Regions from separate parts of the Homo sapiens genome. Here region 1 is linked to region 2. A link is an interaction called in ENCODE POLR2A ChIA-PET data of the cell type or tissue named here. Cell type or tissue: PC-9. All regions are shown on one strand. Each heading gives the region's core, and the rest is flanking DNA. Links, peaks and the distances in the headings are about the cores only.

Region 1 (5,495 bases), core at 252-5,251, 81 kb before region 2:
AAGGTGTCCCCTTTTGTGCTCTCCATCAAGAGCATCACAGAACTAATGCATCATCTTAATACTATTAATGTGTCTGATGTGTCGGAGAGGCCCCAAAGGTTTGAGGACCATGTTTGTCTTGATCACTGCACAGTACCTGACCCAGCTCATTCCCAGTAGGGCTGGGACTAATCTTGCAGGTCTTCACAGTTGCAATCATTTGTTCAGAGGTGGCTCTTCCCCAGTCTATTACAGAAGCCTCATGTCTATTCTTGGAGAGTCCCAAGACCATGGCCTCTAAGGTTCCAGCCTTATCGTGGTTTGGAGGCTCCTTCAGTTCCTTGTCATTTGAATGCAGAACTGGATGCTGTGAATGAGTTCTAGAACATGGTTCCATGGGGCAGAGTTCTGACTTTAAAAAAGCCATTTACTAACCAAGCTGCATGGATTTCTCTTTTCCCATTTCATCAAGGAAGCACCCCGGCTAGGTGAGCTGGTTCATTTCATTCATTGACTCAACAAATATTTACTAAGTGTCTGCCATAGGCCAGTTACTGTTCTAGGCATGTAGGAGACAGTAGTGAGGAAGATGGATGAGGTTTCTGTCCTCAGGGACCTGAGATCGTAGAGGAGGGAAGCAAACACAGAGCCATTTGGAGTGGTAATAAGTGCTGAGAAGGGAAGAAAGGGAATGTGGGATGAGGGGGCTGCTTAGATGTGCTGATCAAGGGAGGAGGTCTCTGAGACAACAGCATTTGTATTGTATGGTTCTGAATTGCAAAAAAGAGCTGTTCAAATTGTTATCAGTGGAGGGTGTCCAGGTTCTTGGCATCTTGAACAAAGAATTGGACAAAATGCACAAACAAAGGAAGGAAAGAATGAAGCAACAAAAGCAGAGATTTATTGAAAATGAAAGCACACACCACAAGGTGTGCCTTCACAAGCAGCAAGCAGCTCAAGGGACTGGTTACAGAATTGTCTGGGGTTTAAATACCCTTTAGAGATTTCCCATTGGTTACTTGGTGTATGCCCTATGTAATGAAGTAGTGGCTCATGATTAGTCTGATTGGTTGCAGGAGGGGACCAATCAGAGGCTGAAGTTACAAAGCTACACCCTATGCAAACATCTGATTGTGGAAAGCAACCAATCAGAGGCTGCAGTGAAGTTACAAAGTTATACTTCTATGCAAATGAAGATTTGGCCCAAGGCCAACCTGATTGGTTGTGGGAAGGGAGCAATCAGACATAATTTCAATTTTTCATCTGCCACACAAGAAAAGGGTGGGGGATTTGCAAAGGGAGTAGTTCTGGTCCTTTTGTTACTTTGGTGTGGAAAGTTGAGGTTTTCCTTTTGATTCAGTTCTAGGTAGTCAGCGTGAATTGGCTTTAGGTTCCCTGCCTCTAGACCCTATTCTCCTGCCTCAAAATAAAGAGCTATATAGCTGCACTCTCCAGCCACTGGCCACAAGTAGCTATTAAAGTTTGCATTTACGTGTTTTTTTTTTTTTTTTTTTTTTTTTTTTTTTTCTGAGACAGAGTGTCACTCTGTCGCCCAGGCTGGAGTGCAGTGATGCGATCTCAGTTCACTGCAACCTCCGCCTCCCGGGTTCAAGAAATTCTCCTGTCTCAGCCTCCCAAGTAGCTGGGAATACAGCTTCAAGCCACCACGCCCAGCTAATTTTTGTATTTTTAGTAGAGCTAGGGTTTCACCTTATTGATCAGGCTGGTCTGGAACTCCTGACCTCAGGTGATCCACCTGCGTTGGCCTCCCAAAGTGCTGGCATTTCAGGCATGAGCCACCGCGCCGGCCTACAGTTTGCATTTAAGTTAACTAAATACAATTTAAAAAATCAGATCCTCAGTCACACTGGCCACATTTCAAGTAGTCAGTAACCAGCCTATGGCTAGGAGCACCATAATGGGCAGTGCAGAGCAATAGGGAGAAAGGGCACTGGGGAGGCGGATGGGAGAAGCAGTAAGAAAGGGAAACTAGATCACTTGTTGGAGAGCACATGTATGCATTTCAAAGAACTGCCTCCTTTAATTTCACTTGTTGAAAATGGGGCTGAAGCCAAGACTAGTTATGTCTGATAGAATGTTTTAAAGTGGAATTAAAATGATCTCTAGAGATAATATAAAGCAGGTAAAAACCAGCCATGAAAAGATCTTTATTAAGGAATATGGCATGGCTACAGCAAGTCCTGAGATGGAGATAAGTACTAGTTGATTCCAGGGGCCAGTGGATGAGGTCACAGTTACCCCTTGGCCTTAGAAGGAGGAAGCCAGACATCCTAACTCTGACACCAGGAGCATACTTTACCTAAAATCTTAAAGACAGGACAATGTTTAAAAAAATCCCTTCTTAACACAATTCTTAACAAAAATAGGATTTTGACTTTTGTGTCTTAGGAGGCTAGAATTGTATTCTCATGCCATTACCAGGAACGGCTGTGCCTTGACTTCATTTTGTATCGTGTTTCACAAGATGCTCATCCCTTTTTGCACCTGCCTCTTTGCTAAACAGGTTTTCTTCCTCTCTGTAAAGGTGCCTTTGTTTGAACCAATAGTGTTACTTCTCTTTACTGTAAACAGTGTCCAGTGACTCTTCCTTATCGTGGAGAGCCAGCAGCCTTTTACAGGAGGAGAAAAGTCTTGAAGGTCACTTTCTGATGTTTACATTATAAGTCATCATGACTTTAAAAGATGAAAACTAAAACAACAACAACAAAAAACCACAACTGCCTACTGCTTACCCAGGGCATGTTATCCTATTACATTTGAATTCAAGTAACAGCTAGTATTTGTCAAATCATAATTGATCTGATAAAATGTAATCTGATCATTAGTAGCTGTGTAAACGTAAATACACTCGACTCCTGTTTCATTTGCCCTTGAAGGCTGTAACATGGTTCCAAAGTGTACCTTTGAACCGGAGAAGTCGGGCCGGTTCACATTGCAGCCTGTGTGCTTCCTGGGGCAGCGTCCACCAGGTGTGTGCGGGCAGGTACAGGATGCGAGCTCAGTCCTGCTTCCCCTGAAATCCTGTGACCTGGCAGAGGGCTGTGTTCCTGTGTCCTTACATCGGATGTCCTACTGAAGAAAGGGAAACTGGGACGAAGCTGTAGGCACAGTGGGTTCTGAAGATCAGATATAACTGAGGGAAAGTTAGGTCATGATTGCCACCTGGATGCTGTTCTCTCTCTTCACGGTAGGTCTCAGTTACTTTTACTGTGGACTTTTGCTTGCTGCAGAGGGAACTTACACCTTTCATGCCTCAAGCTCATTAAGGCACATTTCTCTTTTATTCTTCAGGGACATTGCATTTATGAACTCAAGGCATTGAGTCACCCAGAGAGAAAAAGCATATCCCAAACATTTCAGTTTCTGGGAGTTCTAAAAAGCTAATGTTGTGTTCCCATGGCCAACATTTCTTTAAGAGAGGTAAAGCAGAATAACTCTAGGTCTATAAAAATGCTGATCTGCTTCAAGTTCTAAATTTATTGTGAATTATTTATTTTTCCCTAGTAATTACTGTAATACCTTAGTACCTTCAACTTATATAGCATTTTTCAAGGAGGCAAAGCATCAGTAGAAATGTTCTCTGGGATTTTTTTACCTGATGTTTTAATGCTGTGATGATTTCTCAGCCCCTTAGTAATAATGTTAGATGCACTGTGGAAAAACTAGGCACGTAGCTGTTAAGCTGGGAATGTATGAACGGTATACATGCTATGCTTTAAAATCTAGCTCAATTTTTTTTTTTTTGCATTGACCTTGAACATGCTGACAACATAGGTCGGCATGGGTAAAGCTAAAGAATGGCCTTAGGGTTTGAAAACAACTACATGAGCTCTGTTTCAGACCTGCTGCTAGTCGGGCACTTGGCACTTTGCAGGGATTTGGGGCAGGTTTTATGTTTGTGTGCTTCTCTTAGAAGTCAAAGAGTTGGTGAGGTAACTGCAATCCTGTCTATATCAGTGTAGTGATAATGCAGTAGTGTAATGAAGAATGGAGCTGCACGTGTGAGGTTTTTCAAGTCCACAAAGATCAGGTATTGTCTACGGTCAATAAAGATTTTTTTAAAAAACCCTCTTAACTAAAGAGAGGTAACTTCCTTTTCAAAACTCTGAAATTTACATGTGCTGACTTATAATGTGTGTGATCCTCGTTGCTTTTCTGATCCTTGGTGGTTGGGGTGTGTGTGTGTGTGTGTGTCTGTGTGATGGGCTTTTTAATCTTTGAGATTTATTCTTTTTTTTTTTTTTTTTTTTTGAGACAGAGTCTTGCTCTGTCGCCCAGGCTGGGGTGCAGTAGCACGATCTCCGCTCACTGCAATCTCTACCTCCCGGGTTCATGCCATTCTCCTGCCTCAGCCTCCCGAGTAGCTGGGACTATAGGCGCCTGCCTCCACACCCGGCTAATTTTTTGTATTTTTAGTAGAGATGGGGTTTCACCGTGTTAGCCAGGATGGTCTTGATCTCCTGACCTCATGATCTGCCCGCCTTGGCCTCCCAAAGTGCCGGGATTACAGGTGTGAGCCACCGCGCCCAGCCAAGATTTATTTATTTTTTACTTACACATAGTGAAATTCATTCTTTTTGCTGTACATCTCTATGAGTTTAGATAAATGCTTACAGTTGAGGAAACATCACCACAATCAAGATAAAGAACAGTTCCATGATCCCCTAAATATATTTTGCTTCAAATTTCTATTGGCATGTTTGAGTATCAAGTTTACTACCACTTCTGAAGATGGAGCCAAGCCCTTTTGTAACAAATAGCACAGCTGTGTCTGACACTTTTCATGTGAAAGGTTGCCTGAGATGTCAGAAGTAAGATCTGGCCAGTTGCAGTGGCTCATACCTGTAATCTCAGCACTTTGTGAAGCCGAGGCGGGAGGACCACCTGAGGTCAGGAGTTCAAGATCAGCCTGGCCAACATAGTGAAACTCCGTATCTACTAAAAATACAAAAATTAGCCAGGTGTGGTGGTGCATTCCTGTAGTCCCAGCTACTTGGGAGGCTGAGGCAGGAGAATTACATGAACCCGGGAGGTGGAGGCTGTAGTGAGCTGAGATTGTGCCACCGCATTCCAGTCTGAGTGACAGAGTGAGACTCCGCCTCAAAAAAAAAGAAGTAAGATCTGATTGACTTATCCTTTTCTCAAAGTTATAAATGGGAAAATTGTACAATCTGAATATTGTTTCCTTGTATTTTAATTAATGAATGTAGAACTGTGTAATGTATTATATGCTTTTTTAAACCCAAAGAAATTTGTAATAAATACTTTAGTTAGTAAAAAGAATATACTGAAAGTGAAAAAAGTCAATTTTTTGCACTTTAGATTTTTTTTTAAGTGAGCTTAGTTCTGTGTGGTTTTAAGGGCAGTGAAATGCTGTAGAAGGACTGTAATCTGCATAACTCAAACTGGCTTAATAAGTGGAATTTATTGGCTAATATCACTGAAAGGTAAAGGTACAGGGATAGACTTGAGGCATTGTGGGATCTAGAAATTCA
Region 2 (5,243 bases), core at 244-5,243:
CATTCCCCTTTTTCCAGCGTCTCTCCTATCTCCCAGCAGTGCTTTATCACTTTCTCCTCTCAAGTTGATAAAGAGAAAGGAAGAAAGAAACAGAGAAGTCGGTTTATGTTCATAATTAACATCCATGAACTCTGCATAATTTTTTCCCCTCTCTTTACAGGTCCTCGAGGCCACACGGGTTAATCGAAGAAAGAGCGCACTGGCTTTGCGCTGGGAAGCAGGGATCTATGCCAACCAGGAGGAAGAAGACAACGAATAAACTTCCTTCAACCCAGGAAGCGTCTTTGGTGCTTGGGAGACCAAGAAACCAAGAAATTAACAACTGAAAGCATTTTAATGGACTATTTATTAAAGTGCAAACAAACTCAGCAATCCTTATGTAGACCAGAAGCTGCAATATACAATGATGAAAATGAAACGAAAAGGAAGTCCCCCCATCAGACTCTGGACACCCAGGAATCAAAAGAGAAAGGACTTTTTTGGTGACTCAATCCCAGTGTCTGGTTTGGGGCCAATCTACAATGGATCCAAAAGGACAAAACATGTTACAAGCAAATCAACATAGTTGCTGCAGGCGGAACTGAGACCAGCCTCTCTGGGCGATGAAGGACAATGGTGGTAGGGCCACTTAGAGAGCAGTAGGGCCCAGGCTGGTGCAGCCTACATGGCACAGGATATTTCCCTGCACCAGTTTCCCACCTGTCACTTGCAGCATCAGAGGGTGTTGCATTAACTCCATTTTCTCCAGCAGCCATAAAATGAATGGCGTTTCTCTCCATATTTGCCCAGAAGAGGCAGTTATGATTCCACTTCTCCTACATTTAATTATTTTTAATTGAGAACAACTCATGATCACAATTCATAAAATCCATATTTTAAGACAATAGTTCTTCATGTCACAAACACAATCTATTCTACATGAGGAGGCTGAGAAAGGGGAAGAGAAAAACAAACCAAATGGATGATGTTAGCTTTAGGATCGTGTCTGCTTATAATATTCACTGATCTGCAGTTTATGAGAACACATTTTCACAGTTATGTTTCTTCATAGGAAAACTATATTTAGTGGGCAACAACTATTTTTATGATGGGATGGGGGAGTATATACACGTATAGAATCTGTACGCGTTGAACAACTTGGTTCAAGATGGTGGGGGCATTTTTAGAGCGGCAATAATTGAAAAAAAAGGCGAACTCTGCCTTGGAGAGGTAGATGATAAGAAATAAAAAGGTGTTTATAACTATTTTGTATTATAAAGTGGGCCTTAGAGATAGGAAGAAGAATGATGGATTCCTTTTGGATCAATCAGAAAGGAAACACGAAAGAAAAGTCAGGAAGGTAGAGAGAGAAAAAGGGAGGGAAGGAGAAAGAATGGGAATAAAATAAGGAGGTAAGAGATACTATTTTTGCTGAGCAACCAGTGTGTTTCAGGATGATACAAAGAAAAATATAGAATAGAAATAAGTGCAGGCTTGGAATCAGCTACAAATCCTAAAGATGGGGTGTGTGTGGATGTGTGTGTGTGTGTGTGTACACCATTGTGTGTTTGTAAAATGTGTATGTTCATGAGTAAGGGTGTGTGTGTGTGTGTATTAAAATTCCAGAGTGACCGTGGCACTTGGGTGTACAGGTAATTCCTCCAGAGCTGTTTGCTGGCTTCAGGAGTGGAGTGAGAATTTCTTTTTTATGAAAAGGGATATAAAGGCACCGAGCTGATGCAGTATTTGTAATATTAAGTTGACCTAACAAGGTATTTGCATGAGTCACAATTACAAAGTTTTGAGCGGTTTTGTAATTTGACATTTAGGAGAGTCTCCTATTTATTCTCATACTTTACATTCATGCTTAGTATACTATAGAGGATGCCAGCTTTAATCTTTCTGTCATTTAAAGCAATATGATAAGGGTATTCAATAATTGGGTGCCCTAAATTTCTGGATGAGAAAATTTTCAATTCTGGCCATGAGAAAGAAAAAAAAATAAACAGCCTTCTTTTTTTTTCCTTTGTTTTAAAACTGTGGTTTTTTAAAAAAGCAATAATTAACTCAGACCTCACTAAAAATCATTTTTGTTTTTATATTGTTATGTCATAAGCTCTATTATGTTATTCTAACAAGTAGCAATTTCACAAAATTTGTATGTAGATGTTAACGCACATTTCCTTTGCTTCTTTTATTAGACTAGTGTTGACTTTGGGGGGGGACATTTATTCACAAATGAGAAGTAGGCACAAAGTAAAAAATGGAACCATCTACTAACAAGGATCCTTTAAAACTGCCAAGGGAGCTCTAACTTGAAGCCACATCCTACAGATGGCAGCCCAAATAGCACATGGGCAATTGGCACCATCTTTATATGGTTGAGTCTCCTGAATATTTTGAATGAATTCTCAACAAAATGTGCTAGCCACTGGGGACGCAAAACAAGTAAGATCCCTGTTGCAAGAAATTCATTTTATAGTGAGGGAGGTTGGCATGGAGACTAAAATTCTCAGGAAAATGAGATCCGTGTTAGATTAGAAGTCCTGATGTGAAATGGGAGGACTCAGGAAGGAGGATCGTCTTTACCTGAGGATTTCTAGCCAGAGGTCCCAGATGCCTGGGCTGAGAACCCAGCGATAAGGGGGCGTTCCCAAAGCAGACACAGGGATAAGAACAGAGGAGGCAGCAGCATTGCACAGCCCCAGGCACAGTGGCAGTTAGGATGGCTGGAGAGTAGGATAGTTCTATGGGTTGCCCAAAAAATGTGATGCGCTTCATGTTTTCTCTGACTCATGGATCTGGTAGAGACCATAGACATGATATAGACTAACTTCCCCATTTTTCACAAGAGGAAACCATCCTTATGACTTACCTTAAAGTTTTTTGTTCTGTTTTGAAGGAAACCATGTGCTTCATGAAACCTACAGTTGACAAGAGAATGTACAGCTAAGAGAAAAGCTTAAGAGGCCACACTATTCGCGGAATGGCTTTAGAGGCAGATGAAGTGGTCTTTGACCACAGTTGATTGAACCAGAGCACTTATTGCTTAAAGAATAACAGAGTTCTAGAGCTGGGGGTTCTTGGGCCATGCTCCGTGTGTGGATAAGGAAAGAAATACTGTTTCTGGGACTCTCCCACAGTCACAAAGCTGTTTTCACTGTGGCCCCTACATCTCTTAACTTTTGCTATTACTCCTATGCTGCCTTCCGGATTACTGCTGTCTATCTTCTTGCTCCACTCACTGAAGATCCTATTATAATCCCATGAAAATGTAAATTACAGTTTACTTGGGAGAGCCAGATTTTCTCTGTGCTCTTGAGTTTTTTATTCATTCAAGAAACCTTGGGCCACCGCTTTGTACATAGCACCGTGCTAGGCTCTGGGATCCCAAATGGACCCTTTTAACTTTCTGAAGATGGGACCGTCCCCTGGAGGAAAGTCATTCCTGCCTAATCCATCGAGAGAAAGAGGCTTACGAAAAACTTTGCCTCTGATGCTCAGCCCCACCCCCAAATAGCACACAAGCTTGTTAACCCCACCTCTTACAAAATGTTTAGATTCTGTAGGTGTTAAAAGCCTTTCTGGAAGTATTGCATTCTGCCGTGTTTATAGGTGTTCACTTTCCTCCAGAGCTGATTAACTACTGACATGACTTGGCTTTCTCATCCAGAAATTATGGAAACAGGGTCTGTCAGTGGCAGGAGGCCGTGCTGTGTTTTACTTGGATGACACAATGCAGTTTACTTGCCTCTTCATACCCATGCATGCTGCTCACCCTAGACAATGACATATAAGCCGTATATAGATCAATGTCCACATATATATACACACACACATATATATATATAAAGTGTAACAAGGAACACTAAAACAGTGTTGATTCTTGTCTCTGAAGACAAATAATTAAACCTTTTTTTTCCCAACTAAAGAATGGATTTAATTAAACTATGTATTGAAAAAAAAGTAGCCTAAGTGTTAGAGATGGTGAATATATTCCATTTTAGTTAAAGAACAAATTTCCTGAATTTTAAGCATTCAGTGAGCTGCCAATTTTGATTTTGTGTTGCTCTTTACCCAAATTATTTTTTCTTTGTTTTTCTTTTTTTGGGGGAGGAGGGGAAAAAAGCAGCAATACTGTGTTTGGAAATTATACTCTGTATCTGGTTTTCCTGTGTATGTTAACCACTTAAATGTTATTATCCTGCTTTGGTTTTAGAGTGATTGTGAGGCATTCAATGCAAGTATACAGTTATTTTCTCATTAAAATCCAATGTGTGTTGAGTTTTTATAAATAATGGCTGCTTGTTTGACCGTGAGGGAGGTTGGAAGACTGGGCCAAACAGTGGCACGCCAGCGTCCTACTTGGCCGCTACTGTGTGACAGCTTCTGGTTCCTCATGTTTGCAACAAAGGAATCAATCCGAGCTGAGGGGGCACTGCTGCACCAGGCTGTTCCCACAGCCCCCTTTTCAATGCTGTCCCCAGCCACCCTGGCTAGATGCCAGAAGCTGCAAGTGCCTCTTAAGGACATAGACTCGAAGCCACAGCAAGAGCTGGACAAACAGCAGGACGAACGGTAAACTCCAGCCTTGCCTGTAGCTTTTGGCTCTAACCTTTAGAATACATTATGAGCACCGGCCGGGCGCGGTCGCTCACGCCTGTAATCCCAGCACTTTGGGAGGCCGAGACGGGCGGATCACGAGGTCAGGAGATCGAGACCATCTTGGCTAACACGGTGAAACCCCGTCTCTACTAAAAATACAAAAAATTAGCCGGGTGCGGTGGCGGGCTCCTGTAGTCCCAGCTGCTCGAGAGGCTGAGGCAGGAGAATGGCGTGAACCCGGGAGGCGGAGCTTGCAGTGAGCCGAGATCGCACCACTGCACTCCAGCCTGGGGGACAGAGCCAGACTCCGTCTCAAAAAAAAAAAAAAAAAAAAAAAAAACCACATTCTAAGCACCTGTATTTGGCTCTCCTCTGCAAGGAATAGCTGATGGCTACATGTTGACATGAAGGACTCCTTTTGTTGTATTCAACATAAAGCCCCTTTCCCCAAACTCTTACTCTGGTTTCTTTATTTTCCTACTCTTCGACTACCCCCAACTCTTTTTCTTTTTCTTTTTCTTTTCTTTCTTTTTTTCTTTTTTCTTTTTTTTTCTTTTTTTTTTTTTTTTGCTAGAGCTTTATTGTGGTATAATTTACTTAACAAAATTTATTCATTTCAAGAGCATGCGAAGACCACAAGTTTCTCAGGAAGCGTCCTC

Evidence for each region. Peaks named below come from ENCODE experiments on the same cell type or tissue, not always from the same donor. Only the 100,000 strongest peaks of a DNase experiment are listed, where the experiment ranks them.
Region 1: POLR2A ChIA-PET joins it to region 2 with 19 read pairs; 2 of 35 experiments call an interaction of 5 or more read pairs at or near these places.

Annotation. Positions count from the first base shown.
Region 1 is chr9:110,087,230-110,092,724 of GRCh38, forward strand. All of the region lies in intron 7 of PALM2AKAP2 (PALM2 and AKAP2 fusion), which reads left to right. Among named protein-coding and RNA genes, the nearest start is that of C9orf152, 120 kb to the right of the region's middle. In PC-9, for the core only: no CTCF peak of the experiment used is centred there; a DNase peak (open chromatin) is centred at 2,602; H3K4me3 peaks cover 1,210 bases; H3K27ac peaks cover 1,754 bases.
Region 2 is chr9:110,168,239-110,173,481 of GRCh38, forward strand. It overlaps PALM2AKAP2 (PALM2 and AKAP2 fusion), which reads left to right. Exons shown (of 11, transcript NM_007203.5): 11 at 161-4,274. The coding sequence ends at 259. Among named protein-coding and RNA genes, the nearest start is that of C9orf152, 37 kb to the right of the region's middle. In PC-9, for the core only: no CTCF peak of the experiment used is centred there; no DNase peak of the experiment used is centred there.